Regions from separate parts of the Mus musculus genome. Here regions 1 and 2 are each linked to region 3. A link is a loop called in an ENCODE intact Hi-C map of the cell type or tissue named here. Cell type or tissue: gastrocnemius. All regions are shown on one strand. Links, peaks and the distances in the headings refer to the core of each region. The heading gives the core; the rest is flanking DNA.

Region 1 (9,954 bases), core at 989-8,988, 400 kb before region 3:
AGAGAGAGAGAGAGAGAGAGAGAGAGAGAGAGAGAGAGAGAGAGAGAGAGAAAGAGAGAGAGAGAGAGAGAGAAATCTATTCATGACCCAGGAGGAGTGCGTTCAGAGAAGAAAGTGCCTTATTTAAAAAAAATGATACTTGAGCACCTAAAGAATATAGGATTGTAACAAGGAAAAGATCAAAGAGATGCGTCATAGTAAATCCTACCTAGTCACACTCTTCATTTTCCAAATGAATAAGCTAGATCCTGGGACAAACTGTGCTCTCCGGAATCCAATCCCAAAGGAAAGAAACCTGGAGCTCCCCTAAATTCACACACCGTAGATAATGAGACAGAAGAAGTCAAATCTGAGAAATGCCAGGGTTACTATTTATACATCCCAAGCCATTGATTGCATCTTCTGCTGCACCAGAGCCTCCCAGGGCTGGAGAGGCTTCGGATGCTCAGATGCTAAAGGATACAGTGACACCTACTTGCCACTAGGAGAGGCTGCGGATGCTCAGATGCTAACGGATACAGTGACACCTACTTGCCAGTAGGAGGTTCTTTCCTTGCTGTCTCCCTTTAGCAAGTGAAAGCAGCAAGGAGAGAAAAGTGTAGCCTACAGCCACTTTAGATGTTTTCACTTTCTAACTATTCTACAGAACAATGGGTTAATCTTTAGAAACAAACCAGTTAGCAGGAGCCAACAACAAATGTTTATTAGGTTCACCATAACCTCTGTGTGTTTTTAATGTTGCTGGCACAGAAATTTTTGCTTGACTGGAACTTTGTCAGGATTATTATATGCTCACATTGTATATTATATTATATTATCCCAGCACTTGGGAGGCAGAGGCAGGCGGATTTCTGAGTTCGAGGCCAGCCTGGTCTACAAAGTGAGTTCCAGGACAGCCAGGGCTACACAGAGAAACCCTGTCTCGAAAAACCAAAAAATAAATAAAAAATAAAAACAGTAATATAATGAAAACTAAACATTGTTTTCCTTTAGACAAGTTACTGATGATTCCATTGCTGAGTCTTAAGTGAATCTACTCTTTAAAAAAAACAAAGAGTTGCTTTAATCTTTAATCTCAACATTCAAGAAGAGGCAGGCAGATCTCTTTGAGTTCAAGGCTACAGTGAGTTTCAATCCAGCCAAGGCTACATAATGAGATTCTGCTCTTGCACTCTCTCTCTCTCTATCTCTGTCTCTCTGTCTCTCTCACACACACACATACACACACCACATGTGCACGCACAATTGAAGGCTATTTATTTATTTATTTTCAAGACAGCTATGTATCCAAGAGTGGTCTCAAATGTAGAATCCTCTTGCATGAAGACTGCAAGCATACACTTTCATATCCAGTTAGGATTTCTTGCTCATTGCAATCTTGCTCTCAATTCTGAACATCTATGCACCAAATGCAAGGGCACCCACATTTATAAAAGAAACTTTACTAAAGTTCAAAGTATGCATTGTACCTCACACAATAATAGTGGGAGACTTCAACACCCCACTCTCATCAATGGGCAGATCATGCAAACAGAAACTAAACAGACACACAGTGAAACTAACAGAAGTTATGAAACAAATGGATTTAACAGATATCTACAGAACATTTTACCCTAAAACAAAAGGATATGTCCATATATACAACAGATAAATTAGTTACTTAGTTTCATGTTTTAAAAAGAAAATCTAAGTTAATGTGATTTTTAAAGACTGATGAAATTGCTTTCAGAACTAGTTGCACTGAGGATGGCCTAGTTGGCCATCAGTGGGAGGAGAGGCCCTTGGTCTTATGAAGATTATATGCCCCAGTACAGGGGAATGCCAGGGCCAGGAAGCAGAAGTGGGTGTGTTCGGGAGTAGGGCAGGGGGAGGGTATAGGGGACTCTCAGGACAGCATTTGAAATGTAAATGAAGAAAATATCTAATAAAGAAAACTGAAATAAAAAAAAAAAGAACTAGTTGCACTGATCAGAGTAATCATTTATTGAAAGATGGTGAAAAGTATTAATTTGATGTCTTTAAACCTTTTTAATCCCTCTTCGGGATGAGGTGGGAACAAAAAACAGGAAACCTCATTTGATGTGAAAGGTCACAAAATTGACACAAAATTATACTAGCTGTTTTTCTGCCCTGAATCTCATTTTTGCCTTTGGGGTTCCAGACCTAACCAAAATGAAATGTAGAAGTGCACCAGAACAAGGGTGAGGAAGGCTACTCTGACTTACAACTTCTGAGTGACTTGAACCCAGGTGGTAAGCAATCAGGATCAAGAATAATCATGAGTCTATTATATGAGTTTGCTTTGGCCACATTCGTGGAAGTTAAATTTTCAGAATTCCCAGAATAGCCTCAAGATATTAGTGAGAGACCTGGCAGCACAGAGAAAAATAAACAACAGGAGTATTTACAAAGCCATGGCCACAACTTCAGGAAACTTCTTGATAGAATCAAGGGAGCTTCTAGAGCCAGAAGACGGTTCGATGAGGCAGGCTGTCACGTAGTCTACAGAGGAATAGGGCATAAGTGTCCTGACCCCACTCTCTTCATCTCTTTTCATCTTGTATCACTGTTTCCTGCTGATCAAAAATCAGCTAGAAACTAGTGCAGCTTACATAGTAGAGAGATGGTCTAGAGAAGCAGATAGAAGAGATCCAGGCTAGGATGAAGTAAGGCCACAGCAGTGGGGAGTGAAAGGGCGCAACATACAGAGACAAGCTATCTAGGCTTTGAACTGATGAGATTTGGATAGGGAAAGTCAAAGATGAATTTGCCATCATCCGAGCAAGTTACTAGACTTGAATGATGACCACATCTCCTGGGACTATTGTCTCTACAGTATTCCCAATGGCAGGGTTCCTTGGGCAGCAAAGACAATGAGGAAGAGGATGAGAGGATGGTGGAAGGAGGAGCAACTTTGGAGGAAGCTTTGTGCTGTGTAGATTTTGACATCTGGTCTAGCACCAAGAGGAAAACAAAGAATTATAGTGGCTCCTGCCTGTAATGCCAGAATTTGGGAGGCAGAGGCAAGGGAATTAATTCCAAGACCATTCTTAGCTATATAGCAAACTTAAACCACATTAAAAACAAAAATGATTTGGATGACTCCATATGCAACTAAGGCTAGCCTTGAACACCTGGCCCTCCTGCCTCTTTCTCTAGAGTGCTGGGATTATACACCATACCCAGTTTAGTCTGCATTTTTTAAATGTCTATTTATGGGGGACGGGGAAGGCAGTGAAGGATGGAGATAACAATGATACCTGTATGAAAGCACCATATTGAAAATAATTACTTTGCATTCTAACCAAAAACTTAGTTTAAAAAATGGAACTGGACACTGGATATTGCATGCCTGAAACACTAATGCTTGAGAGAGAGGTAGGAGAATCAAGAAGTTCTCAGTGGTGGTGCACACCTTTAATCCCAGCACTTGGGAGGCAGAGGAAAGCAGATTTCTGAGTTCGAAGCCAGCCTGGTCTACAGAGTGAGTTCCAGGACAGCCAGGGCTATACAGAGAAACCCTGTCTCAAAAAATAACAAAAAACAAACAAACAAAAAAGAAGTCAAGTTCTCTTTCGATGTACAGGGAGTTCAAGCTCGGCCTCCGGTTCATGTGATCTAAACTAAAAAATAAATAAATCAGTAAAAGTCTACTTATGTGACAAGACAAAAAAACCAACCAAACAAACAAACAAACAAAACACTTTTTTGGATGACATTAGATGAACATGTGCCCATTCTAACACCGGACTGAGGTAAAAACCTATAAAAATAGATGGCAGTAAATAGTAAACTGAGATTTTTAACTCCCTAGGCCACCATGACTACTGAATAAAAACTATTTGGTTTTCACTGGATCTTAGCCTTCCTCCAAGCTTATTAACACATTTACCTTTAAAACACTCCTGGATACTACCAGAGTCTCCATCTTCCACGATTTTTCAGGCCTACACAAATATCACAGGAACAAACAATGGCATGGCCAGAATTGGTGCCCAGGCCACGTACAGACAAACTGCAAGCCCTACTAAGTCGCAAAACAATGCCTAACTTGGACAGGTATCCGTGGGATCTGTCTCCGCTCACACCTAGGGCACAGAGAACGGGCTATAACTCTGGGGAAATAATTTGTCTCGCCCCAAACACCTCTGTAATAGATTTACCCATAGACACTGTGGTGTAGACGCTCCATTCGGAAGCTACAATGCAGGCACTTCCAAGAGTTTGAGCAGCCCGCGTCCTACTGCACTACCTCTGCCCCACAGCATGCTGGGAAACGTAGTCCCAACCAGGTCCTGAGCTGGTTAGCCAACCCTCAGCGCCAGTCGGGCCAACATCCGGTGACGAATCCAAGTCCCGCCTCTAAGCCCATCTGCTGTCCAATGCCGCCCTCTGCCGGTCTTTACCTCCCCGCCTAGCTGTGAGCCGCTTCCAGACAACCCGGAAGTGATCTTTCCTCTTCCGGATTACGGGTCCGGACGTCCGCACGTGGTTGCCGGTTTAGGGTGCTGCTGTAGTGGCGATACGTCCCGCCGCTGTCCCGAAGTGAGGGATCCGAGCCGCAGCGAGAGCCATGGAGGGCCAGCGCGTGGAGGAGCTGCTGGCCAAGGCAGAGCAGGAGGAGGCGGAGAAGCTGCAGCGCATCACGGTGCACAAGGAGCTGGAGCTGGAGTTCGACCTGGGCAACCTGCTGGCTTCGGACCGCAACCCCCCGACCGTGCTGCGCCAGGCCGGGCCGTCGCCGGAGGCCGAGCTGCGGGCCCTGGCGCGGGACAACACGCAGCTGCTCATCAACCAGCTGTGGCGGCTGCCGACCGAGCGCGTGGAGGAGGCGGTGGTCGCGCGCTTGCCGGAGCCCGCCACTCGCCTGCCCCGCGAGAAGCCGCTGCCCCGACCACGGCCGCTCACCCGCTGGCAGCAGTTCGCGCGCCTTAAGGGAATCCGTCCCAAGAAGAAGACCAACCTCGTGTGGGACGAGGCGAGTGGCCAGTGGCGGCGCCGTTGGGGCTACAAGCGCGCCCGGGATGACACTAAAGAATGGCTGATCGAGGTGCCTGGGAGCGCCGACCCCATGGAAGACCAGTTCGCCAAGAGGACTCAGGCCAAGAAAGAACGCGTGGCCAAGAATGAGCTGAACCGTCTGCGGAACCTGGCTCGCGCGCACAAGATGCAGATGCCCAGCTCAGCCGGCCTGCACCCTACTGGACACCAGAGTAAGGAAGAGCTGGGCCGCGCCATGCAAGTGGCCAAGGTTTCCACCGCTTCGGTGGGACGCTTCCAGGAGCGCCTTCCCAAGGAGAAAGCTCCCCGGGGCTCCGGCAAGAAGAGGAAGTTTCAGCCCCTCTTTGGGGACTTCGCAGCCGAGAAAAAGAACCAGTTGGAGCTACTTCGAGTCATGAACAGCAAGAAACCTCGGCTGGACGTGACGAGGGCCACCAACAAGCAGATGAGGGAAGAGGACCAGGAGGAGGCTGCCAAGAGGAGGAAAATGAGCCAGAAAGGCAAGAGGAAAGGGGGCCGGCAAGGACCTTCGGGCAAGAGAAAGGGCGGCCCGCCGGGTCAGGGAGAAAAGAGGAAAGGAGGCTTGGGAAGCAAAAAGCATTCCTGGCCTTCTGCTTTAGCTGGCAAGAAGAAAGGAGTGCCGCCCCAAGGTGGGAAGAGGAGGAAGTAGCGTTCTCCCCTCGGGACCAGTTCTGAAAAGCTGGGACTGTACTAAAAGTTAACTTGGGCGGTATAGGTGGCCGCTGCCCTCAGTGACATTTGACATTAAAAGGACGGGTTTGCCTTCCCTCGAGTCAGTGCTGGACGAGTTAATAGAGACACTGACTGGAAATTGGTGTATTTTGAGAATTATAGAAATGATATAGCCAGAACCAGGAATAAGTTAAGGCCTGCCTTTTTATCTTGACTTTGGATACTGCGTTACAGTAGATTGGTTTCAACATTTTTGCATTATTTTTATAACAAAGCTTGTGTATTTATCAAAGCGGGGAGGGCGGGGGAAAATTATATCTACCTGTGATTTGCAAGTATTGTAAATGGATGCAGGTACCTGGTGTTGCTTTTAACTTTTACTGTCGGTAGAGGTTGCATGTGAAGCCAGTAACCTGGGCACCAATATGGAGTGTGCTTGAGAAAAACAAAGTAGTTACAGTGGTTCTAAAAAAGACCCCTTGTTTTAGGAAAACTTTGGCCCTAACTATAATATTAAAAGTATAGTGCTTTTTGGTGTTGGTTCAGGTGGTGCATTTGGCCAATGGATTGCTTTAAGTCCAGAAATAGTTGTCATTTTGTTTGTAACCGGTGGCTTTTGTTTAATTGGCTTGGGTTTTAGATATTGTCAAAATATCTGGCATTCACTATGGAACCAAGGCTGCCCTGGAACTCAGGGCCAAGTGCTGAGATTATAATCGAGCAGCAGATTTCATGTTTATTTCTGTCCTAGATGTTTTTCCCTGTTTCATTGTCTTATTTTGTTCTTAATAAACTTATCTTTGCATAATTAGTATTTGCATTATTTTTGTAAGTTATTAATAGCAATTCTAGAATTGAGGAAGGGGTGTTTTCTTTAAAGCAAGTTGGTCTGTCAGTTGCTAGCAGTTGGGAATTGGGTTGGAGGTTACTCTTAGTGTGGTTTCAGTTTTATAAGGTTACTTGTAGAAATGCAAGGAAAGCTCAACTTGTCTCTTAACTCATGGAAACACTGGATTGTTAGTGACTTTGGGTAAAGCTCTAACTAGGCTCATCTTTACTGAACTCTTCCACTGGAGAAGAACTATAAACTCTTCCAGTTTATAGTTCTAAGTATCCATGAGAACTTTATCAAAGCCAAGCTGTTGACAGCTAAAAGTAACCTCTAGCCCAATTCCCAACTGCTAACAACAGGACTTAACTTTCAGAGATTAATTTGGGGTTTTGGTTGGTCAGTTTGGGGCCTTTTTTTTTTTTTTTTTTTTTTTTTAAGTTTACGAAAAACCCAGTGGGGTTCTTGCCATTGAGACATTTCAGAGTTTCCTGAGAAATGAGCTAAGACTGGGTCAGGTGACCTTGCATTGGAGGCAGAAGTTTTCCTCCTGGAGTCCAGCAGCGACCGGATTGGCTGTTAGTGGGGGTGGAGTAGGCGGCGAACAAGGAGAACTGCCATGGCTGCAGCTGCACGCGCTCGAGTCACACACTTGCTGAGGCACCTACAAAGCACAGCGTGAGTACAGGCTGCACTGAGGGTGCCTCAGTGCTCGGCAACCCCGCGTGCACCCAGCTGGGCAGGCAGTCATCATCGGGATACTTTACAGAATTCAGAAAAACCACAGTATTCCCTGGGCTGTCCCTTAAACAATGATAGAATGGGATGGTGCAATGTGGCCCAGCTACCACTAAGGAGATCTTCCAGAGAAGCTAGCCTGCTCTCACAGTGAGACAAGTAGTGTAGACTTTGGTGTCCCTGCGACGACAACATATCGAAGTAACACGTGTATGGGTCTATGTGCAGAAACAGCTCTTTTCTGAGACTACAACAGGGAACGGCTGAAGAGCAAGGGCTGCTCAAGTATCCAATGAGGGGATATTGCACCTGTCTCAAGTCTCAGCAGATGGGTTGTAAACGGGAAAAGACCACAAGGAGTTACCCTCCCTGACCCGGTTCCTTCCAGAAAGGCCCAGCACATGAGTAAGTGTGTGTGAAGGGTCAGAGTCAGCAGGGAGATGAAAGCTGCCGGGAGCTAGGGGGAGGCGAGGGACTGGAGAGAAAGTTGTCGTTCCAGGGCCCAGCACAGGGTCTGGGGCTGCCTTCCAGGAGGCAGTAAAGACTGAGAAGTGAGTGGAACACAGTTGACACATATCAGGTAGTATACACTGCACGTGAACTGTTGGTAGCAGTAAGTGTAGACCAAGGGGAGGACCAGAGTGAGCAAAGTGATTCAGACATGAGTCACTTATAGGACAGGAAGGATAGTGAGGAAATCAACCCAGGTGGACATCCTCAGAAGGCAAGGGTGGCCCAGGCAGGAACCTCAAATAAGGGCTAGAAATGAGTTAGTTCGCCTTAGAATTTACAGTAACATGAATGAATGGGTGGGAAGAGGCAGCCGTATTCCCAGCACTGATTTTAGATGTCTTTCTTCCCTTTGCTTCTCTTGTCCTTAGAAGTTTAATGCAGAGCAGAAAAATCTAGTTGTAAGCTGGGCCTGGGCCTTGTCTGCTTTCCTGGTGGAAGTAGGTGGCCACTAGGTGCCAGCCTTGCTTTATGTTTTTTTCTTAATCTCAAATTCTAAGATCCTGAGAGCCACCGAGTAACCTTTTCCTCCCTTTACCTTTTCCCTCCCTGGTTGTTTTAATTCCAGATTTGAATTTTGGCGCGGTCTGGAGGAGGCTTTGCAGTCAAGTAATAGCTATGGCAAGGTCCTCTGAGCCATAAAGAGAAACAAATGAAAAGGAGAAACTGAAGCCAGAGGAAGGGACTGCCCAAAAAATAGCCAATGTGGCAGGGAAGGGAGGGAAGTTTCCAGAAAAAAAAAAGCAAAACCGTGCGATGTACATAGGTGACAGAATCCAGGAAGGAGATTGTGTGAGGTGTTCCTGCTGTAGAGACAGGACCAGCGCTGGGGCTACAGTTGGTAGAGGAGGAATGGTGGGATGTGAGTAGCTGACCTGGAAGGCCAGTGCTCAAGTGCAGAAGCAATCTGAAGATAAACCTTGAAGATGGGGAAGAATTACGAAGAATATTCTCAGGGTTTCAAGCTGAGTAGAGGACCACATGGGTGCGTCAAGGCTCCTGACCTGTGAGGGCTGGTGAAAAGGTGGGCTGGATTTGACCTTTGGCGTTATCCTGGGTTTGGGTTTTGTTGCTTTCTCTTCTACACTCTACCATCTTGGGGCCAGAATGTCCTGTAAGAGTTACTTTAAGGCTTCTCACTCTTGGTTTCCTGTTTGTTTATATTCTCCTTTTCCTTTTCCCTAGATGCCAGTGCCCAACTCATTCTCATACTTACTCCCAAGGTAACACATTTTGAGTTTTCGCATCAGCTTCAGTTTTGCTTTCTACCACTGGCATTTGGCTAAAGTGTGGGAAGGGGGCATTAGGCAGGCTGAGGCAGGCTGAGGCAGGCTGACGTTATAGCTGCTCTCACTAGGAAACTGGGAAGACATGGCTGCAACTGTGATAGGTTAGCTGAGTCTACAATATTTTATGCTATTTATCCTTACAATGTTCCTTTTGTATAATGTTTTGATTTTATATACATTGATGTTCTGCTTGCATATATGTCTATGAGTGTATCAGACCCCTGGAACTGGAACTACAACCAGTTATGAGCTGCCATGTAGGTGCTGTGAAATGAACCAAGGTCCTCTGAAGGAATAGCAAGTGCTCTCACCCACTGAGCCATCTTTTCAGCCCTATAATATTTTCCAAAACTGAAAACACACATGATATTTTAAGAATGTTTAGGTTCTTGAGGAGCAAGTCTTTTGGGGGGAGGAGCCCTAAAAGCTAAAGTAAGGTGATTGCTAGAAGAAAAATTCTTGTCTGTATCCATTTTTAAAATATCCTATTTCTTTATCATTAAAAATAATAACAAAAGTCTTTGGCTCCCACCATCTTGATCCTTGCCAGACTCTGAGGTCCATAAAGTTCAGTGTAGCGTCAGCACAGTCTCGGGATGTCACGTGGTTGACACAAAAACTGCTCTTCTGGAAAGAGGTAAGATGTAAACAGAGAGGCAGGAAAGGAAAGATCAGCCGTGTGCTCCTGCGCAGCGGGCTGAGAAGGCAGAGTCAAGAGGTCAGGAGAAGTGGTTCACCCTCGGGGCAGATGGGATCTCGCCCCTGGAAAAACAGGCACAATTTTGTTTTCAGCCATTTTGGTCTAATTTTTTTTTTTTAATTTTGGCTTTTTTCTACTTGGGAAATGACATAGAGAAAGGTAACTCCAACCTAAGTTTGACCTAAACTTTAGTA
Region 2 (9,954 bases), core at 1,010-9,009, 150 kb after region 3:
GTAGCCATTGCAATAAAAAATTAGCTTTTCGAAACTTGAGCTTTTTAGTATAATACATTGGCATGTTAAATTTTACAGTATATCGTAGATCTTATTTATTCTGGAATTGAATCACCTAAAGAGTGTCAAGTTGAATAAATATGCATTAGAGGGAATACTTAAATATCATTTAATAAATTTATTAAATTATGAATTATAGTTTTAGTAATTATATAATGATCTATGTTAACAAGTTTATACAACCATATTATTTTATAAATTTATAAAAGAATCATACAAATATGTAAATTATATTCCTATAATTAAATATATGTTATAATAACTTTATATGATAATTATAAAATTTAAAACTGTAGATTAATAAATTTATAAATTATTTTATAGTCTGTAGTAGAACTTATTTATTCTGGAATTGAATCACCTAAAGAGTGTCAAATTGAATAAATCTGTATTAGAGGGAGTAGTTAAAGATTATTTAAGATTTAAAAATTCCATAAAATGATATTCTTGAGTAAAGATTAGTGAGCAGCTCTGGCCTACCCTGTTGTGGCTTTTTTGTAAATTCGTTCTTATTGTGGCACAGCTTCCTTCAGTGCTCACATGATTGTTGTAGGGAGACTGAGGCCTGCAAAGCCTTCCCTAGTGGGTCTCCCAAGTAGCAACTGAGGAGAGATGTGCTGCTGCTGCTGCTGCTGTCTAAGAGAGAGACCTGCGCGGGAGTTCACAGCTGCCTGGACTTGTTCTTTATCCATGTACTGATCATGAGCCTGCAGGTGACTTACCTGCTTCTCGGCAGTCTCAGTTTCCTGCTTATAAAATAAGAAGCAGATCTTTAAGGTCTTTTTTAGCTGTAAAATTTTGCTGTTCTGTGACTGTCTTAAGTGCCTGCTGGGGTCCTTGGAGGTCCTTGTCACCCTTAAACTTATGATTCTATGTAACAAACAGGTTCTTTTTTTTTTTTTGTCTTTTTCTTTATTGTAGCCTGATAGACTAAAGCAGTTTAGTTTGACACCAAGACACTTTGAAGAGATGCCACCTGAGAGGCCCAGAGTAGCTTTCCAGACACCTCCCCCTCCCTTCTCTGCCCCGTCTAGCCCATCCGTCCCACCAGTTCATTCCGCCCCTTCTCACAATGAAGACTTGCACAGTGGACTCGGCAGCACCCTTGGTGAACTGGCGCATCCCAGGTGCTTGTTTAAATGTTTGTCTTTGGGAATTAGGGTAGGCCGCGTGTGCTCCACCTTACAAGGGTGTGCTGCTGCAGATGATGCTTCCGAGATGCCTCAGGGCCATGAGCAACTTCGCTGAGGAGTTTTTTTCTTCTTCATTGTTATTGATACTTCTTCTCTGCTGTTAGAAAAAGGAGAAATCTTCAATGTTTTTATCATTTACTATTTTTAAAATGAATTAGTAACTACATGTTAGTATAAGGTATGCATTGTTCAGTTATTTCCACTTGGCAATCATTGAATTGTTTCTTCAGCTTATTCCAAAAAATTTACTAATCTGGTACATGTCTGTCTGGCTTAACAGTTTTCTCTGGGCTTACTCTTGGGCTGTTGGGATTATAACCCTGGATTTCATATTGAACATGTCATTTCTATAGGGAAAACACATTATGCTAATCTATATATAATAGAAACCCTGTAACACGAATATTTTCTGGCCTGTAATTATTAATATACTAATTATAGGAATATCTTTACATTTGTAGATGTTTTTCTTAATCTTCTAATACATTTCTGAGATATCTTTCAGCAGGACTTGGTCTTTTATTTGTTACTAACAAACTGTGGGGCTTTTCTTACAGCCTTTCTCAGGTACTTCCTTCATTTTCTTCAATGGCTTCCCTACTCCAAAGGCTGAGAGACTGGAATTAGAGAGCCACAGTGCTTTCTGTTGTGGGTTAGAGGCTGGAGTAGTCGGCTTCACTGGACTTTATGCAAAAAAGTTTTCTCATTTGTAAAAGGTGATGGTAGTACTTGACATAGTTAGAGGGCTGATGTAAACATTAGTTTTCTATGTATAGATACAATTTAGGAGTTGCTGATAATAGATTGTTTTCATAACAGTTACTCAGGTTGTTTTTGCTGGCGTCTGCACTGATGATGGTGAGGTTAGACTCACTGACTGACCAATAACGTGTGGAACCGCTGCCTACCGAAGAGACTTTGGTGTTACCTCAGCCCTCAGATTCTTTAAGGCAAAATATGTTAATGTTTGAGTAAAAAAACCTAGAGTCTCCCCTTTTTCTTTGTTTATCTAAAGTTATTTGCCTTTGCCATTTCTATTAGTGAAGAGTAAATCCTGTGCTGGTAGAAGCACATTTGCTCCTCAGTGAGGAAATGTGGAAGGACAAGGTTTTATACATTTTAAATTTATGAACTCTTAAATATATCAGGGCCATATGGATTCTCAAGTAGCCACATTGTGGTTTAACTTTCTGTGAAAAAGCAGTAGGTTTTACATATAAAAAATATACCCTTTGGGTCGGGGAGATAGCTCAGTCAGTAAAAATGCTGGGTGTTGTGGGATGAATTTGTGTTCTCAGTGCTGGCAGGCAGAGACTGGATACCTGGGGCTTGCTAGCCAGCCAGTGTAATTAGTGATTTCTTGGCCAGTGAGCAACCCCATCTTACAAACAAAGTGGACAGCTCCCCAGAACTTACATACAAGGATGACTGCTAGCTTGTGCATTTGTACATACTCATGTGACCAGCCTCTCCTACACACACGAGTTCCTATACACCATGTGTGTGCAGCTATTGACATGCATAAACATACTCATGCTATGCACTCCCTTGCCCACACAGAACCATTTGTAATCCTGAGGTGGCGGAGCTCTTGGTCCTCCCTCTCTGTGTGTGACTCTCATCATATGATACTTCCTGTTTTGGGAATCTTCCGGCTTTCCTCCTGTCTCCTTATATCTGAGTATTCCTGCTCTGTATTCCTCTGGCATTCTTTGTCACTTGCCTCACGGATGCTGCACTGTTGTAACTGTTGATTCCGTATTATTACTAAGGGCAGAGGAGCATACATGCCTTTGTTTAATATGGTACATAATGGCTATTGGATATTACTCAATTACTTTAACTTGTTTGCATCTTAGCAAAGTGTTCCTGAAGTTGTAAAATTTGTTACTATTTGCTTTTTGATTCCTAATTTTTCTTGAACAATTAGTACAGGGTTGATGTTTAATTTTAATAACACCTTTTTTGCAAAAGATCTTGATTAAAAGTAATAAAATATGAGGACAGTGTTTTTGGTTTTCTTTTGCTATAGGGTTCTGCCTGTGCCTCTGAATCCACCCCCGCCTCCGCTCCTTGCCCCTCCAGCTTCTAACTATCGAACTCCTTACGATGATGCGTACTATTTTTACGGTGCCAGAAATACACTGGATCCCAATATTGTATACTGTGAGTTTTCTATATGTTCTATAAACATTTTCCTGGTGGTTTAGTAAGGATAATTGTTTTTATGGAAGCAATAGTATGTAAATGAAAAAGATAGAGTTTCATTTAATCAAAGTATTATACATTTATTGACAATAGAATCATCCTTAGAATCAAGTCCAATTTTATTAGTTTGTTCTGATACTCGATAAAGATAGTTTATGAGACCTAATATGGCCAAATAATGTATGGAAGGCAGATGTGGGTGTATATCTTTATCATTTTTTCCCACTTCCCTAGCAATTTACGACTCAGTCATGGGGCTTCAATTTTTACTCTGTTAAGTTTGTTAGCATAAGATTTTATGAATTACATTCCTCCATACATTTTGATGGACAGACTGTAGCAATAGCCATTTTTAAATGCAGCTAAAGGTAGAGGCAGGATCATGAGTTCAAGGCCCACTTGGGCAACTGAGGAACTTTGTAGTCCCCTTGGGTCATAAAACAAGACCCAGTTTTAAAACCAAAATAAAACTAATTGTGTCTCTTAGTTACTTGCTATAACTGTTTTATGCTTTCCTATGTTCTTTTGCTGACTCTTAGCCTGGAAGGATGTATTGGTGCTTTGGAAAAGCTTGCGGTATAATTTTCTTTAGGGATAAGATGTTATTAATAGTAACTATTCTGAAATAAATGTCTTTTTTTCTGTTTCCCTTTAGATGGTTCAGGAATGATTGGAGGACAGCCTGCCCCTCATGTCTCTGCCCCTGTCACTCACCAGGTAGCACCGCCAGCTGTGTAAGTCTTAAAATAAAATAAAGTTAAAATAAACGTGCTTATATTATGCACAGTATAAACTCGTGTAGTCTACCTGCTTTAAGAGCATTTGGTGTAGTGTTTAGTGCATCTGTAACATTGCATGGTCATCTCACAAATGAGAACTCTATCCTGTGAGTTCAGTGATGGACAGCTCCATTTCTCTTGTGACATGGGCTGCCAGCCCCTGTTCTCTCTGAGGCTCAGACAGGGTTTTACTGTGACTGACTCATTTGGGTCCTTAGCTGCTGATGGTCATTGTAACTTATGCTAGGATTTTTCAAGGCTGAATAATAGTGCATCGTGTGCTTACCTTTATTTAGCCACTGGCGGACACCGGAGCTCCTTTATCATCTTAGTTGTAAACATGCTGCTACTAGACTCATTGTATTTTTCCCATTTCTTTTGTATATGTAGTAAGAAATACAGTTTTGGGGTTACATGGAACTTGTTTTAGCACGATTTTGGAGGAACTGCCATATTACTTTCTATACTATAGAATATATACTATTTGCCTTCCCACTATCAGTGCACAAAGATTCTAATTTCTCTGCATATTACACAGCAGTTCCTATTTTCTGACCTTTAGTGTGAGATGATATTTCATTGTACATTCATGTATATATGGAGGGCAGAGGTCAACTCAGGTATTGCTCCTCAGGATCTGCCTGTCTTGTTTCTGAGACAAGATTTCTCACTGGAACCTGGCACTCACCTATCTGGCTACCCCAGGAGTCTGTGTGTCTGCCTCCCCCTGCTGGCATTGCAGTTGAACTGCACCACACCTAGCTGTGTGTCCTTATGCTTCTGTGTTGTCTTCGTTACTTTTCTTAGTGCTGAGACAACCCTGGTGAAAGTGTCTTAAGGGGGGAAGGATTGATTTTGGCTTATAGTTCATTTTTAAAATTTTCTATTTTCTTTCTTTGTTCATGTGTTTGTGCATGTGCTCAAACATGCCACAGCATGCATGCCACAGCAGGACAGAGAACCACTTGCAGGAGCTGCTTCTCATTTGTAGTCCTGGAAATGCACGGCACAGCATTTGCTGTTCCTGTTGACCCATCTTGTTGGCTTTGTTTTTAAAGACTTTTTTTTTTTTTTTGTTTTTAAAAGGTGGTTTTATATGCCAGGCAAAGAATTGTTTTTGTTTTCTTCTAGAATGTGCTTGTTCTTATAATAAATTGATTGAAATTGTTTATTTGCTCTTAGGAATACTGTTGGACAGAATGAACAGAAAGTTCTTAGTGATGGACTCAGGAATTCAGGACTGGTCTTTGAGGATAAGCCAAAACCTTCTACACAGTCGCTTCAGTCTTACCAAGAAGCTTTGCAGGAGCAGGTATTCATTCATTCATTTATTCATTCACTGTTGACTGACTGTAGACTGAAGGGGAGAACAATAGCAGGCAGTACGGTAAGCTTTGAAGTGGGGATGCTGGAATTGCTGTAGGAAACAGTAGGCTTGTCTGGGACAGTTAGGACTGGGTGTGTAGTTAATATTTGAGCTGCATGTTAGTTTCTAGACGTTCCTGGTAGATTTAGGGAGTTTTATTATTTTTTTTTATTTTCCTACGTCTTCTAAGACCTTCTTATTTATTTGGTGTGTGTCTGTGTGCATGTGAGTTTCCTTCCACCATATAGTTTTTGGGGGGGATCAAATTCAGGTAGTCAGGGTTGGTAGCAGGTTCTTTGACCTTCTGATCCATCTTTTTGGCCCTAGAAAAACCTTTAGTGAGCTGTTGATCAGTTCAGTTCAGCTAGGAGGTGCTGAGGCTCTGAGCCTGTGAGGGGAGAAGGAGGATGTTGGCAGACAGTTGTGATATTTAATGCACAGGGTACGCATGAGAGGATGAGAAAGCAGAGCAGAGGGTTTAAACAGGATCTGTAGTGTCCAGTGTAAGGAGACTGATGAGGCCATAGTCCAGTAGGGAACATCTTAGTAGAATGCTTACAAGAAACACATTGGCATCTCCCATACTTTATGTTGGTTAAAGAAAACTTACTTAGGAGCTTTTGGGAGTGAGGTTCAAGGTGTGGGTCCATATCTAAATTGAGGACTTTCTTGGGGGAATTCTATTGGATTTCTTGGTAAACTATGGGTTTAGTTTTGTTTTCTTGGGGTAAGGTTCCATCTGGATCAGGCTGCCCTTGAACTCATTATGTGGTGAAGAAAGGATTACCTTGAAATTGTAGTCATCCTGTTTGCTTCTCCCTCCTGAGGGCTCGGAATACAGGTGCACTCCAGAGTGCTCTGTTTTATGTGATGCAGAGGATGGCTCTGAGGACATTCTAGGCAAGAGCTCCACAGTCCTAGCCCCTTGCAATTTTTTTTGTGAATATACTTATTATTTTTATTTATGTGTTAGTGTATCTTTGCACATGAGTCCTATGGAGTGTAAGGAGTCAGACCCCCTTGGAGCTGGAGTTATAGGCAGTTGTGAGCTGCTCAATGTGGGAATCAAAGTAAGTCTTTGCAGGGCGAGTACTTACTCCTAACTGTCCCAGCTCCTTGGAAAATATCTTTTTTCAGCTTTTATATGGGAAAATATCTAGAAAGAATTAATTGCCATTTTTTTGAATGTGAAAGTTCTACAGAAGAAAGACTGAATTTTGTAAATCAAACACTGGCTTTGAGTGAGAATATTTAAATGTTTCCAATAGAGTTAGATTTCTCAATTCAAGAAGTTTATTTTTTCCCCTGTAGTGCTGGTCCAGCACTCTACTGTTGAGTAGAGTAGAATTCTTACTTTATATACCTAATGAGTGAACAAAATTGCCATGGATAGGCTGGAGAGGTGGCTCATGAGTAAGAACACTTGTTACTTTTGCAGAGGACCCAGAATAATCTTTTTGGGTGTGTTCTTGAATTTGGTGTTCAAGTATTTTATTAAGGATTTGTGTGTGTGTGTGTGTATCTGTCTGTCTGTCTGTTTTAGTCATTGATTTATTGCAATAAAGAGACACTATGAGCAGTGCAACTCTCATTACATTAATTGGATTAATTGGAGGATTGCTTACAGTTTCAGAGAGTTAGTCTATGATCATGCACAGCACGGGCATGGTGGGAGCATGGCAGCACTCATGATGTTGGAACATTAGCTGAGAGCTATGTCCTGATTTGCAGGGTTGCGGGGGAGGGAGAAAGAAAAAGAGAGAGAGAGAGAGAGAGAGAGGAAGAGGAAGAGAGAGGAGAGAGAGAGTGAAAGAGAGAAGAAGAAGAAGAAGAAGAAGAAGAAGAAGAAGAAGAAGAAGAAAGAGAGAGAGAGTTGCAGGGTTGGGGGGAGGGAGAAAGAAAACAAGAGAGAGAGAGAAGAAGAAGAGAGAGGAGAGAGAGAATGAATGAGAGAGAAGAAGAAGAAGAAGAAGAAGAAGAAGAAGAAGAAGAGAGAGAGAGAGAGAGAGAGAGAGAGAGAGAGAGAATATGAATGAATGAATATATGAGAGCCTGGCATGGGCATTTGAAATCTCAAAGCAAGTGACACACTTCTTGTAACAAGGCCACACTTACTAGTCCTCCAATAGTTCCTTTGTGGTGACTGAGAATTCAAATGTATGAACCTATGGGAGCCATTCTTTTTAAACCATGCAGCATTTATGGTCATCAGAGAGATTGGCCTGTGGTTTCCCTTTTTAACGCGGGAAATTTGGTTTTGGATCAGGATAGGACTGACTTTGTGACACAGATTTGGAGATACTCCTTTCCTTTCTATTTTAAGAGCAATTTGGGCAGTATGGTGTAAGTTCTTTGAAAGTCTGCTAGAATCTTATGCTGAGTCTGTTGGCTGTGGGCCATTTTTGTTAGGAGATTATTATTTCTTCTATTTTGTTGGTAGCAATGCGCCTGTTTTAATAATTTACTTCACATTTTTTCATTTATTTCTTTAAGAATTTTCATTTTAGTGGGATACTAGTTTTGTTTTCTTATACTTTTTTGGCTACAGCCTTATGTGTCTGTGGCGGCCCTGGAACTCACTTCGTAGACCAGGCTGGTCACCTGACTATGCTCCCCAGAGACTCATCTGCCTCTGCCTTCTGAGGACTGGGATGCAGCTTTTTACATTGTGTCTTAAGAGTCTCTGAATTTCCTCAGCAACTTTTGTAATGTTTCTGCTTTCATCTCTGATTTTGAAAATTCAGACCTACCTACCTCCTTTCTACTCAACTTCCTTCCTCTTCTCTTCCCTCTTTCAGTTTGGCCTAAAGGTTTGCTGGTCTGGTTAATTTTGTCAAAAAACCCCAACTTTTCATTCCATTGATTCGTTTGTTTGTTTGTTTTTCTGATAATTTTATCCCTGACTTGATTTCTTTTCTTCTTGTCTATTCTTTTGGGTGTTGTTTGTTCATGTTTTTCAAGGTCTCCATCTAAGATTTTTTTTTTTTTTTTTTTTGAGACAGGGTTTCTCTGTCTCTGGCTGTCCTGGAACTCACTTTGTAGACCAGGCTGGCCTCGAACTCAGAAATCCACCTGCCTCTGCCTCCCGAGTGGTGGTAGGCACTTCATGCCATACATTTTCCTTATAAGAGCTGCCTTCATAATGTCCATAGATTTTGGTATGTTGTGATTTTACTTTCATTAATTCTAGAAATTTAAAAATTTCCTTTGTAATTTTGCCTTTGACCCAATTTTCATCCAGTAGGGTATTATTTAACTTACACGAGAGAGTAATTTTTTTCCTTTTCTATTGTTGACATTCAGCTTTATTCTTTCATGGTCAGATAAAATATGTGTTCAGTTTTGGAGAAAGTTCCATGGCTGCTGAAAATGTATTTTTAGTGTTCGGGTGGAATGTTCTACTCTAAGTGTCTGTTAGAGCCACTTCATTTATAGTGTCTTAACTCCAGAGCTTCTCTATTTTGATTTTGTCTAGATGACTTTTTTTTTTTTACTGCAGTGGAATATTGAAGTTACCCACTATCAGTATGTTGTGTTCAGTCTGTGATTTTAGATCTAGTACTGTTTGTTCTATGAACTTGGGTGCCCTTGAACTTAGTGTTTAGAATTGCAGTATCTTCGTGGTGGATTTTTCCTTTATTGAGTGTGAAGCCCCTCCCCCCTTCTAAGTTTGGTTTGGAATTTATCGTTCTGTTAGATATTAGACTATCTAAACCTGCTGGTTTCTTTGTCCATTTATTTGGAACAATACATTTGTCTATACTTTCATCGGAAATGGTGTCTATGGTTGATGGTGAGGTGTATTCTGATAACAAGCAAACCAATCAATCCAGTTTTCTAATCTAGTTTGTTAGTCTGTGTCTTTTTGTTGGGGAACTGAGGCATTTATTACTGGGAGTTTTGAGGGGGTTATTTTTGGTGAATGTTTATCAAGACCTGTTTTGTTGTTGTTGTTGTGTTGACTTCTTCTTATGCTCAGCTGTACTGGAACTATTTATTCCCTATACTCTCTTGGCTGTGTATAATTATCTTTTTAGACTGAACTATTCCTTCTAGTATCCTCTGTAGAGCTGATATCATGGGCATAAATTCTTTAAATCATGAAATGTTTTTCTTCTTCAATTATGGTTGACAGTTTTGCAGCCTGTAGTAGTCTGGTTGGCATCTGTAGTCTTTCAGAGCTTTCTATCCAGGGCCTTCTTGGTTTCAAACTTTCCATTGAAATTTTTGGTAGGCCTGCGATTATATACAACTTGGACTTTTGCAGTTTCCAATAGCCTTTCTTTGTTCCTGAGGAATCTTTATGATTTTGTCGAATAGGTTTATCCTCCTGTATGTTTGCTGTTTT
Region 3 (9,954 bases), core at 1,147-9,146:
CAAGGGGCTTGTACATTATTATACACACATTCCTAGGCGTCCTTCCCAAAGGAGACAGACAGACTATACATTTTATGAAATAGGTTATAGAGAGAAATGATTACTAGAAAACACTGTCATCCTGAATCAAACACTGGTTCCAACAAATACTAAATAGGGGAGATATTAAGTATTTGTACTTGAGTTTACTTAAGGCTGTCTCTTATCAAAGCAGACACTGTTTTCTAGAACATAGACTGCCCTCCCCACACTCCCTGCCCTCCCACAGCTTCTTCCTCCATAACTGGAAAGAACAGAGTAAGAGAGATAAGAATAGGAGGCAAGCAAAGAAAAACAACAAAGACAAGCAAGAGCAAATAAATGTAAGGGAAAGGAAAAACAAAGAATGTGATGGAGGGGAAACTAAAACAAAGGGTTTTTTTAAAAAGGGAAAAAGAATTCCCAATTGTGAATCAAGTCAAACTTTAAAAATGTTAAGAGAAAAGCCAGGCTACGGTGGCGCACGCCTTTAATCCAGTACTTGGGAGGCAGAGGCAGGCAGATTTCTGAGTTTGAGGCCAGCCTGGTCTACAGAGTGAGTTCCAGGACAGCGAGGGCTACACAGAGAAACCCTGTCTAGAAAAAAAAAAAAAAAAAAAGAGAAAGAAAATAAAGACTAAAGATCCTGAGTCTTATCTTAAAAAGCTGATAAAGTCAAAATACAAAATATTGTACAAAGGAAACAAGGCAAAAAAGTTACATATATGATATACATACATATATATCATATATGTATATGAGTATAAATTGCTAATGGAAAATGGAAAAGTCCATAAATTAGATGGAGAAACAAAAAACTCCTAAAGTAAAAGATATTGCTTAAAGTGTACAAAAAAAGGGGGAGGAGACAAAGGACAAGTAATGTTTTTGATTTATTTTACTAAAATTTATTTATTTATTATATGTAAGTACACTGTAGCTGTCTTAGACACTCCAGAAGAGGCATCCAATTTCTTATGGATGGTTGTGAGCCAGCATGTGGTTGCTGGGATTTGAACTCAGGACCTTTGGAAGAACAGTTGGTGCTCTTAACCCCTGAGCCATCTCACCAGCCCAGATACATTTATTTTAAACTCCAGAATTTAATCCTTTCCCGGTCTACCCTCAAACTGTTCCACATCCCATACCTCCTCCCCACCTCCCTGTCTCAATGAGGATGTCTCCACTCCCCACCCCACCAGACCTCTAAACTCCCTGGGGCCTCCAGTCTCTTGAAGATTAGGTGCATCTTCTCTGACTAAACCCAGACTCAGCAGTCCTCTGCTCTGTGTTGGAGGCCTTATATCAGCTGGTGTATGCTGCCTGGTTGGTGATCCAGTGTCTTGAGAGATCTCAAAGGTCCAGGTTGAGACTGATCCTCCTACAGGGTTGCCCTCCTCCTCAGCTTCTTCCAGCTTTCCCCAAATTCAACCACAGGGGTCAGCAGCTTCTGCCATTTGTTGGGTGCAAATATCTGCATCTGACTCACTCAGCTGCTTGTTGGGTCTTTCAGAGGGCAGTCAGGGGACAAATAATTTTTTAAATGTCTAAAGAGATGTCCCCCGAGGGCTGGAGAAATGGCTCAGCAGTTAAGAGCACTGACTCTTCCTGGGTTCGTGAGCAAACACGTGGTGGCTCACAACCATCTGTAATGGAATCCAATGCCCTCTTCAGGTGTGTCAGAAGACAGTTACAGTGTAGTCTTAAATAGATAAAAATCTTAAAAAAAAAATGTTCCCAAGACTGGAGATGATATGCATGTCAGCTGAACTTGGACAACAGATAAATACTCTGGAGAATTGCAGTAAGACAAGAATAAAAGAGACTTCTGTAAGGGTTATTTAACCTGAAGGCTGAGATGAGGGCAGGCACTGCAGTTAAGTACAGGTGCATGCAAGAAAATGAAGTCAGGTGACTAAGTCATTGCCAATCAAACTATAAACACACACACAGTATTTAAAAAAAAAACTGAATCTTAAGGAGTTTTAGCCTGGAAATATAAGAATTAGAACAGAGATGGTATTTTAAGTCAAGTGGATGAAGGATGAAACCACCTAAAATATAGAGAATTCTATATAACTGTCTTTGAAGAATTCATGTTTAGAAATGGGATGGAAAAAAGAAAAAGCTAACAAGCAGAAACCAGTATATAGAAGAAAGGTATGGTGTTCCACAAGCAAAGAAAGGGTTTCCAAAGTGAGTGAACACTGGACACATGCTATGGAGATTACAATTCCATCTGTTAAGCCAGAGTTTTGTAGTGCCCACGATCAGACCTGTGTGGAGCTAGAGTAGAAATGAGGATTGGATAGGTGTGGCTATGGAAACAGCCCAGACAACTGAACTTTGATGAGGAAAAAAGGGCAGTAGCTGGGGGATGAGATCCAGGGAGGGATGGTTTTCTCAAATGTAAATACTAAAGTATTTATGATACACAATAAACTAATGATAGTATACAGTCAACACTGATGGCACAGGCTTGTAGTGGAGGGCAGCCTGGTCCTGAGTGTGGGGAGAACGATCAGAGGTGAGGATTCCGTAATACAGAACATGTATAGAGGAATGGGCCTGAGAGAGGGCTCTAGAACCTGGTTGGGGAACACATACTAAAGACCATTTTATATTTTAAAATGTTTAAATCAGCTACATGTGATAATCAGTGCTCAGAGGTAGACACAAGCCAGCCAAGACTACTCAAAATAAAACTATGATGAAACTCAATATTCAGTAGTTAACTTTTAAATCCTCATTTTGTTGAAACATACCTCCATTTTTAAAGTCTCATTTACACTATTTTGTTCTTCATTTAGGGGCCACTCCATTTTGTGTTGCTCCCAATGCATTATTTCCATTTGAGCTGTATAATGAAGAATATTTAGAGCAAAGAGATCTCTACCTGACTCAGTGCCAACAGCAGCTCCAACAGTTTATTGCCACATGTGGACCTGGGACAACTGTCTTTTCTAGTGATGAATAAGCAATTTAAGAATTACCTTTCGGGCCTAGCAAACACAGAAGTGGATGTTCACAGTCAGCTATAGGATGGAACACAGGGCCCCCAATGGAGGAGCTAGAGAAAGTACCCAAGGAGCTGAAGGGGTCTGCAACCCTATAGGTGGAACAACAATATGAACTAACCAGTACCCCCAGGAGCTCGTGTCTCTGGCTGCATATGTAGCAGAAGATGGCCTAGTTGGCCATCAGTGGAAAGAGAGGCCCATTGGTCTTGTAAACTTTATATGCCTCAGTACAGGGGAACGCCAGGGCCAAGAAGTGGGAGGGGGGAAGGGGGAGAGGGCATGGGGGACTTTTGGGATAGCTTTGGAAATGTAAATGAAGAAAGTACCTAATAAAAAAAAAGGAAAAATTACCTTTCATGCCCCATAAGCCTTGGTAAATGTATGATTTCAGAGTAATGGTTCAGACTATGTATCATCTCAAGGTTATTTGTTAGAATGTCATTTAGAGTATGAAATGTGGCCCCTTCATAATTACAAATTTGCAACTAACCCAACATCTAAACCAAGAACAGAAATTATGTTACCAAGGAGCTTGACATCAAAAACTCCAGTATATATATCATGGACACACACACAGTAGAGAACATTGTAGTGTGAAAAAGGTTTTGTTCATTCCACCCATCAGGTAGCAACACTTTACCTACCAACATACCCAGCTTGAGCTCATTAATTACCAGTGATGAGTTCAAGTCAGTGCAACTTAATGACCCAAAGTGCCTATGTAAGGCTTTTCTTTATTTAACATGTGCATTATGGGCATATAGCTTTATAAAGCTAAATGTGGAGAGTTAAGGAAAGCTGTGAAAATCTTATATATGCCTTCTGCTGGATACAACCAAAGTGACACTAAAGACAACATTCCTGGGGTCAAGTCGTCTTCCTGCCAGGAGGTGGTAGGTACTACAGGGTCCCACAGCACCTTGTATTTTGGTACTTGATCTGAACAGCAAGTTAATGATATAGTACATACAAACAAGACTTGCCTTGTGCCTTTTCATATGATGTGGTTAAGTCTAGGTCTCTAGGGTAAAAACAAAACAATTCTTATCTAAACAGCCAACACACCTGGAAAGCCTAATGTTCGAAATTTCTATCCTGGGAATCAAATCCAGAGCTTTGTGCCTTGTTAAGCCAGTTAAACTTCCCCAGCCCTTACAAAGGCCCAAGTCATCAGAATGTTGAATTTTTAAGCTACTTACTAAACTTAGGGATTCTATTGGTTAAAGATTTAGCCAAGTCTTCACTCGAGGAAATCCAGTTTGAGAGTTTCAAGTGATCCTAGACAGATTGCCAATCACTTTCTTTCCTGCTGTGCATTACTGGCTACTTACTAGCCAGCCATCAGGATTGCATTGACAAAAAGTCCGCAGCTCATGAAAGACGAGTTTATTTTACTACGAGAATGACATTTTAAAGAAATTACTGCCCACAGCAATTAAGAATAACTGTTTATTTATATATAACTTATTAATATTAAATTAGATATTAATTTTCACCATTTGCTTCTGTTTATGGCTTCTTGACTTTGTTCATGGCCTTCATTTTACCTTCCAATATGTAAGCTGCACCTTCCCAAAAGGAAAAAAAAAAAGTCAGAAACCCCAAATCATTTTTCTTCCATCTCAAACTAGGCCCAGGTGTTCACCCTAATGATCTTCAAAACGAACTGGCCCCAGCCCCTCAGTGTTATCAAACAGTATTGAATCCAGATACATGACTGATTAAGCAAACTTACCCAAAACAATAAAGGGTTTTTAGACATCACAGCTCCCAAAGTTGGACATCCACTACAGCCACCTACATGCTGGGGAGAACAAACAGTAACCCATTTTAACAATGGCGTCACATGTTAGTCATTTGCATCATCTATATACTGCTGGCATCTCAGTCTTTTAAGATTCTCTCTTCAAAGAAACACTCAGCTGGGTAAACGGCAAAAACTTAAGTCATCATTGTGCCAGCTATTAAGGCCCTGTTAATCAAACCTCAAAGAAAAAAAAAAACCACACACACAATTTGTACCTTGTTATTGGCAAATGTAGTCCTGGCAGCTTGTTTCAATCACTCTCCATGACAAGTGTTTAGAAAATATTTGTTCAAGCACCTTCAAATGAGCAGGTTTTGTTGCACCTAAAAATTAAAATATTTGTGAACTCTCATTTTACTTCCATGTTTTAATACCTTGCATGAGTGTGCACTGGCTACTTTTATGTCACCTTGACACAAGCTAATCACTGGTGTAGGAAGCTACAATTGTAAAAATGCATCCTTAAGATAGGGCTGTGGACAAGCACGCCTGTAAGGCATTTTCATAATCAGTGACTGGGGTAAGGGGGCAGCCACCTCCCCTGGGCTGGAGGCCCTGTGTTCTCTAAGAACCAAAGCGTAAGCTAATAGCATCCTCCATGGCTTCGGCATCCGCTAACTCCAGGTTCCTGTGGTGCTTCAGTTCCTGTCCCATCATCCGTCCATCACAGACAGAAAAACATTTTACTCACGCCCTTCACTGCCAGTACTAACTTAAAGGACTGAGTACCAAGCCTTGGCTTCTCAGTCTTGGTGCTTGCACGGAAAAGCTTGAGGCATATATGCAATTGTGCAGACCATCACTGGGACATTAGAACAGGAAACGGCATGGCCAGAGTCACAAATCAGAGAATGAATGATTGAACCGATTACTGGTGATGACTTATCACCTGCAAACCGATGAGAAATCCTTAATCATTTTCATATTTGAAACGCTGAGTTTACAGAAATCCAGAGTACCCAATTTGGCTTACAGATACCAACAGTAAAGTATAACATGCAGGCCTGAAATGTAGTGTTCTTTTGTATCCACACGCTTCAGAACTTACCACCACCTTCTTTTGCCAGCATCCCCACCCTGCGTGGCTTTCAAATAGTTTGAAAATTTTGCTCCAACTTTAGATCGTACTTACAGGGTTGATCCATGAATACAAGCTTTTTAGAGTGATGCCAATACTTCAGATCAAACTATTAATCTTTAAAAAAAAAAAAAGCCAAAAAAAAAAAAAAGCCTAAAATTGGCGGTCTTAACATCTTAGAAGCAGTACTTTTCCGCCTCTGTAAAATTTCCTATGGATTACTCACTTAGGAAGCCTGAAACAGACCGCATGGTGGCTTTTCTTGGGGATACAAAGGGGCTCCCGCCAGGGTGCAGGCCCAGATGAAAGCTGCCGCCAGAAGCGGCCGCTTGTGCCCGCACTTCGAAGCGTCCAGAGGAGCAGGCCTTATAACTAATCTCGGTTAAGATTTGGAGACCATTGGGAACGCGCCCCGCCGCTCACAGCGGGCCAAGGGCCACACCGAACCCGGGAGCCATGGGGCCCCCGTACCCGGCTAGAGACGGACGCCGCCAACAAGGAAGCCCTCTCCGCACACACGGGGTTAAGCAGACCGCAGGATTCGCACCTGGAAACGCCCAAGGACACGCCGGGTTCGGCCGCCCGCGGCCTCCGCTGTGCGCCATGCTGCACCGTCTGCTCGCGCTCTACGGCGCTGCCGAGAAAGGAAGTGGCCCAGCGTGCGCGACCCTAAGGCGCTCCTGTAGGCCCCGCCTCTTCCGGCCAGCCCTCTTCTGCGTGCTCGCCTTCACCCCCTCCTCTTCCGGCTCTGTGTTTCTAGTGGGGCGGAGGGAGCAGGTTGTGGGAATTAGTGCGAATACTTCCGCTAGAGCTTTTTAATTGATTTTTCAAGTAATGAATAATGCCTTAAAATAGGACAGTCTCCCAGTCCAGGTCCTTATGTTTGCTGGGTCTTCTACATCCTCACCTACTTCAGTGTTTAAAAACCGTTGGTATTAGAAACTATTTAATTTTTTTTTTCTAAGATGTATTTTATATGTATGGGTGTTTGGCCTGCACGCTAGCCATGTGTGCCTCGCCCGAGAACCTGGTACTGACAGAGTTCAGTAGAGAGTGTCAGATGCCCTGGAACTGGGGTTATATGTGACCCAACTTACAATATGAGTGCTGGGAATCTAACCCTGGGTCCTCTGGATGAACAGTCAGTGTTCTTAACTGCTAAGACATCCCCAGCCCACAGCAGCTCCATTAGAGTTAGTGTTCTGGAAGCAGCAAGCACACGGACACACTCACAGAAAGAGAGATAAAAATTGATTGTCAGAAAAAAAGGAGCGTGCAGGGCGTGGTGGCGCACACCTTTAATCCCAGCACTTATTCCCTTAAATCCCAGGCAGGCGGATTTCTGAGTTCGAGGCCAGCCTGGTCTACAGAGTGAGTTCCAGGTCAGCCAGGGCTACACAGAGAAACCCTGTCTCGAAAAAACCTAAAGAAGAAAGAAAAAAAAAAAAAGAAAGAAAGAAAGAAAAAAAGGAGAAGCTGTTAATGAGTTTGATTTGTAATAGTAATAGAATTTTTCTTAGTCATGAAGTAGTCACCGGGCTGGAGAGACAGCTCAGCTAGTTAAGAGCACTGACTGCTTTTCCAGAGGTCCTGAGTTCAAATCCCTGTAACCACATGGTGGCTCCCAACCATCTGTAATGAGATCCAATGACCTCTTCTGGTGTGTCTGAAGAAAGCTAAAGTGTACTCACATACATAAAAATAAATAAATATATCTTTAAAAAAAAAAGAAAGTAGTCACCTAATGTGTTAGAGTTACTATTGTTGAACTTAATGGTCATGATGAAACACCACAACCAAAAGCAAATTGGGGAGGGAAAGGGCTCATTTGATTTAGCATTCTAAGCCACTATTCATCACTGAAGGAAGTCAAAATAGGAACTCAAGCAGTACAGAAACCAATGCAGAGGTCATGGAGGGGTGAAGCTTACTGGCTTATCTCATGCCTTCTCAGCTTGCGTCTCAGGATCCCTGGCCCAGGGGTATCCTCACCTACAAAGAGCTGGCTTCTCTCTCAGCCTCTGACTTTTTACTCTCCTTGGCCTCAAACTAACTCTGGCGATCTGTTCTCATCTTCTGGCTCCTTCTCATTCTTTGGCTCATCCTGTGCCTTCCTCATTAACCACTAATTAAGAAAATGCCCTATAGGTTTGCATACAGCCTAGTCTTATGTTAGCAGTTTCTCAATTGAGGGACCCTCCTCTATAGCATGTGTCAAACTGACATCAAACTACCCAGCAAAGTTACCTTGTTTGTGAATGTTATGACTGCATTGATTTTCTAGTTTTGATTTTTTTTAATTGGTAGTGTATTGTAGGATATTTGCTCACACAGTGAACTCTAAGATTATGTTATTTAGTTTAAAAAAGAACAAGTTTTTAATTGTGGTGTGGCTCTGCTCTTAGCATATACCTTTATTTCTTCTGGCCTTAATACAGACACGCCCTTAGTACACACCTTGAATCCCAACAAGGAAGATAAAATTAGTTTGTAGAAGGAAGTATCATGTTTAAAAGTGATGTCTAATTGAATGGCAGGCAAAGTGATAAATCAGAGAAAGATTTAATAGAATAGGATACAAGGAAAGCTACTTGAGGGGCAGGCAGAGAAAAGGCCATTTTACTAGGACAGTTATACAGAGACAGATTACAAAGAGAGAACAAGTTACAGAGAGAGAACAGGTGAAGAAAGAATAAGCCAGAGAAGGAGAAAGAGCCAGAAGATGAGAACAGATTTCCAGAGTTAGTTTGAGGCCAAGTGGAGTAAAAAGTCAGAAATTGAGAAGCCAGATTGAATCAGTCAGCTTGGAGAGGAGTCCGAGCCAGAGCACCTGGGCAGGCCTGCCAGCCAAAGTTCAGAAAGAATAGGAAGGGGTGAACTTATTCAGCAGTAAGTTTCAGAGACTGACAACATTAAAAGCCTAGATTAGATTGCACGAAGGCTAGAAGCTACAGGACTAGGCCTAGATTAGAAGCCAAAGGCAGAAAGCCTCAGAGATAACAATGATTTCAGGTAAATAAAAGTCATGTTTACAGGGGCACATTATGTGTGTGCTCACATGGCGGCCAGAGAAGAGCTCCATGGACTTGTTCGGTCTTTCCACCTTATATGTGTTCTTAAGCTGGAGCTCAGGTTGGCAGGCTTGTACAGCAAACACCCTTATTGGTCAAGGCATCTCAATGGCCTGGACTTTCATATTTTATCCATGTTATTTATCTCAGTCTCTATTCTTGAGTCCTGGCTACAAAACATTAGGCTAGATGCTAGAAAAAGAAATGTTTATGATCTTGCCTGAAATATATACATGAAAAAGTAAAATCAAATTCTTTTTAAGATTTATTTATTTATTTTATGTATATAAGTACACTGTCGCTGTACAGTTGTAAGCCTTCATGTGGTTGTTGGGAATTGAATTTTTTAGGATCTCTGCTTGCTCCAGTCAACTCTGCTCACTCAGTCCCTGCTTGCTCTGTCCCAAAGGCTTATTTATTATTATACATAAGTACACTGTATCTGTCTTCAAACACGCCAGAAGAGGGTGTCAGATCTCATTACAGGTGGTTGTGAGCCACCATGTGGTTGCTGGGATTTGAACTCAGGACCTTAGGAAGAGCAATCACTGCTCTTATCCACTGAGCCATCTCGCCAGCCCATAAAAATCGAATTCTTAAGTTGGAAAAAAAAATCATCCCATCTCTCTCTCTCTTCTGAAAGAAGCTGGAGAGATGGCTCTGTGGGTAAAGGGCTTGCTGCTTATCTTTTGTCAACTTGACACAAACTAGAGCTTCCCTCAAAGTTGAGGGAACATCAACTGAGGAATCACCTCTATGGAATTGGCTGTAGGTATGTCTATGGAGAATTTTCCTGATTCATGATTGCCGTGGGAGGGCTCAGCCTGCTATGGGTGGTACCCACTCTGGGCATGTGGCCCTGGGTTGTATAAGAAAGCAAGCTGGGCAAGCTGTGCAGAGCAAGCCAGTAAGTGGCATTAATTTATGGCTTCTGCTTCGGCTCCATCCTTGAATTCCTGC

Evidence for each region. A loop is a pair of places that touch in the nucleus more often than their neighbours do. Peaks named below come from ENCODE experiments on the same cell type or tissue, not always from the same donor. Only the 100,000 strongest peaks of a DNase experiment are listed, where the experiment ranks them.
Region 1: it touches region 3 in a loop (4-fold over the local background); 6 of 42 quality-filtered maps call a loop at or near these places.
Region 2: a loop joins it to region 3, with 4 times the contacts of the local background. A loop is called at or near these places in 2 of 42 quality-filtered maps.

Annotation. Positions count from the first base shown.
Region 1 is chr1:9,540,951-9,550,904 of GRCm38, forward strand. It overlaps Rrs1 (ribosome biogenesis regulator 1), which reads left to right and starts at 4,458. Exons shown (of 1, transcript NM_021511.2): 1 at 4,458-6,505. The coding sequence starts at 4,574. The coding sequence ends at 5,671. It overlaps Adhfe1 (alcohol dehydrogenase, iron containing, 1), which reads left to right and starts at 6,998. Exons shown (of 14, transcript NM_175236.5): 1 at 6,998-7,201; 2 at 8,957-8,994. The coding sequence starts at 7,143. In gastrocnemius, for the core only: CTCF peaks have their summits at 4,398 (motif pointing left), 5,210 and 8,215 (motif pointing right); DNase peaks (open chromatin) are centred at 4,369, 4,983, 5,480, 7,146 and 1 more place; H3K4me3 peaks cover 5,125 bases; H3K27ac peaks cover 4,582 bases.
Region 2 is chr1:10,084,766-10,094,719 of GRCm38, forward strand. It overlaps Cspp1 (centrosome and spindle pole associated protein 1), which reads left to right. Exons shown (of 30, transcript NM_026493.3): 12 at 982-1,187; 13 at 3,286-3,419; 14 at 4,117-4,195; 15 at 5,423-5,552. Among named protein-coding and RNA genes, the nearest start is that of Cspp1, 52 kb to the left of the region's middle. In gastrocnemius, for the core only: a CTCF peak has its summit at 4,975 (motif pointing left); a DNase peak (open chromatin) is centred at 4,956.
Region 3 is chr1:9,937,550-9,947,503 of GRCm38, forward strand. Mcmdc2 (minichromosome maintenance domain containing 2) reads left to right here. Exons shown (of 15, transcript NM_177722.3): 15 at 2,829-3,405. The coding sequence ends at 2,995. Snhg6 (small nucleolar RNA host gene 6) reads right to left here and starts at 6,569. Exons shown (of 4, transcript NR_024067.2): 1 at 6,471-6,569; 2 at 5,061-5,168; 3 at 4,774-4,842; 4 at 4,476-4,606. Snord87 (small nucleolar RNA, C/D box 87) reads right to left here and starts at 4,994; the gene lies at 4,921-4,994. In gastrocnemius, for the core only: no CTCF peak of the experiment used is centred there; DNase peaks (open chromatin) are centred at 5,396, 5,925, 6,598, 6,939 and 1 more place; H3K4me3 peaks cover 2,436 bases; H3K27ac peaks cover 1,818 bases.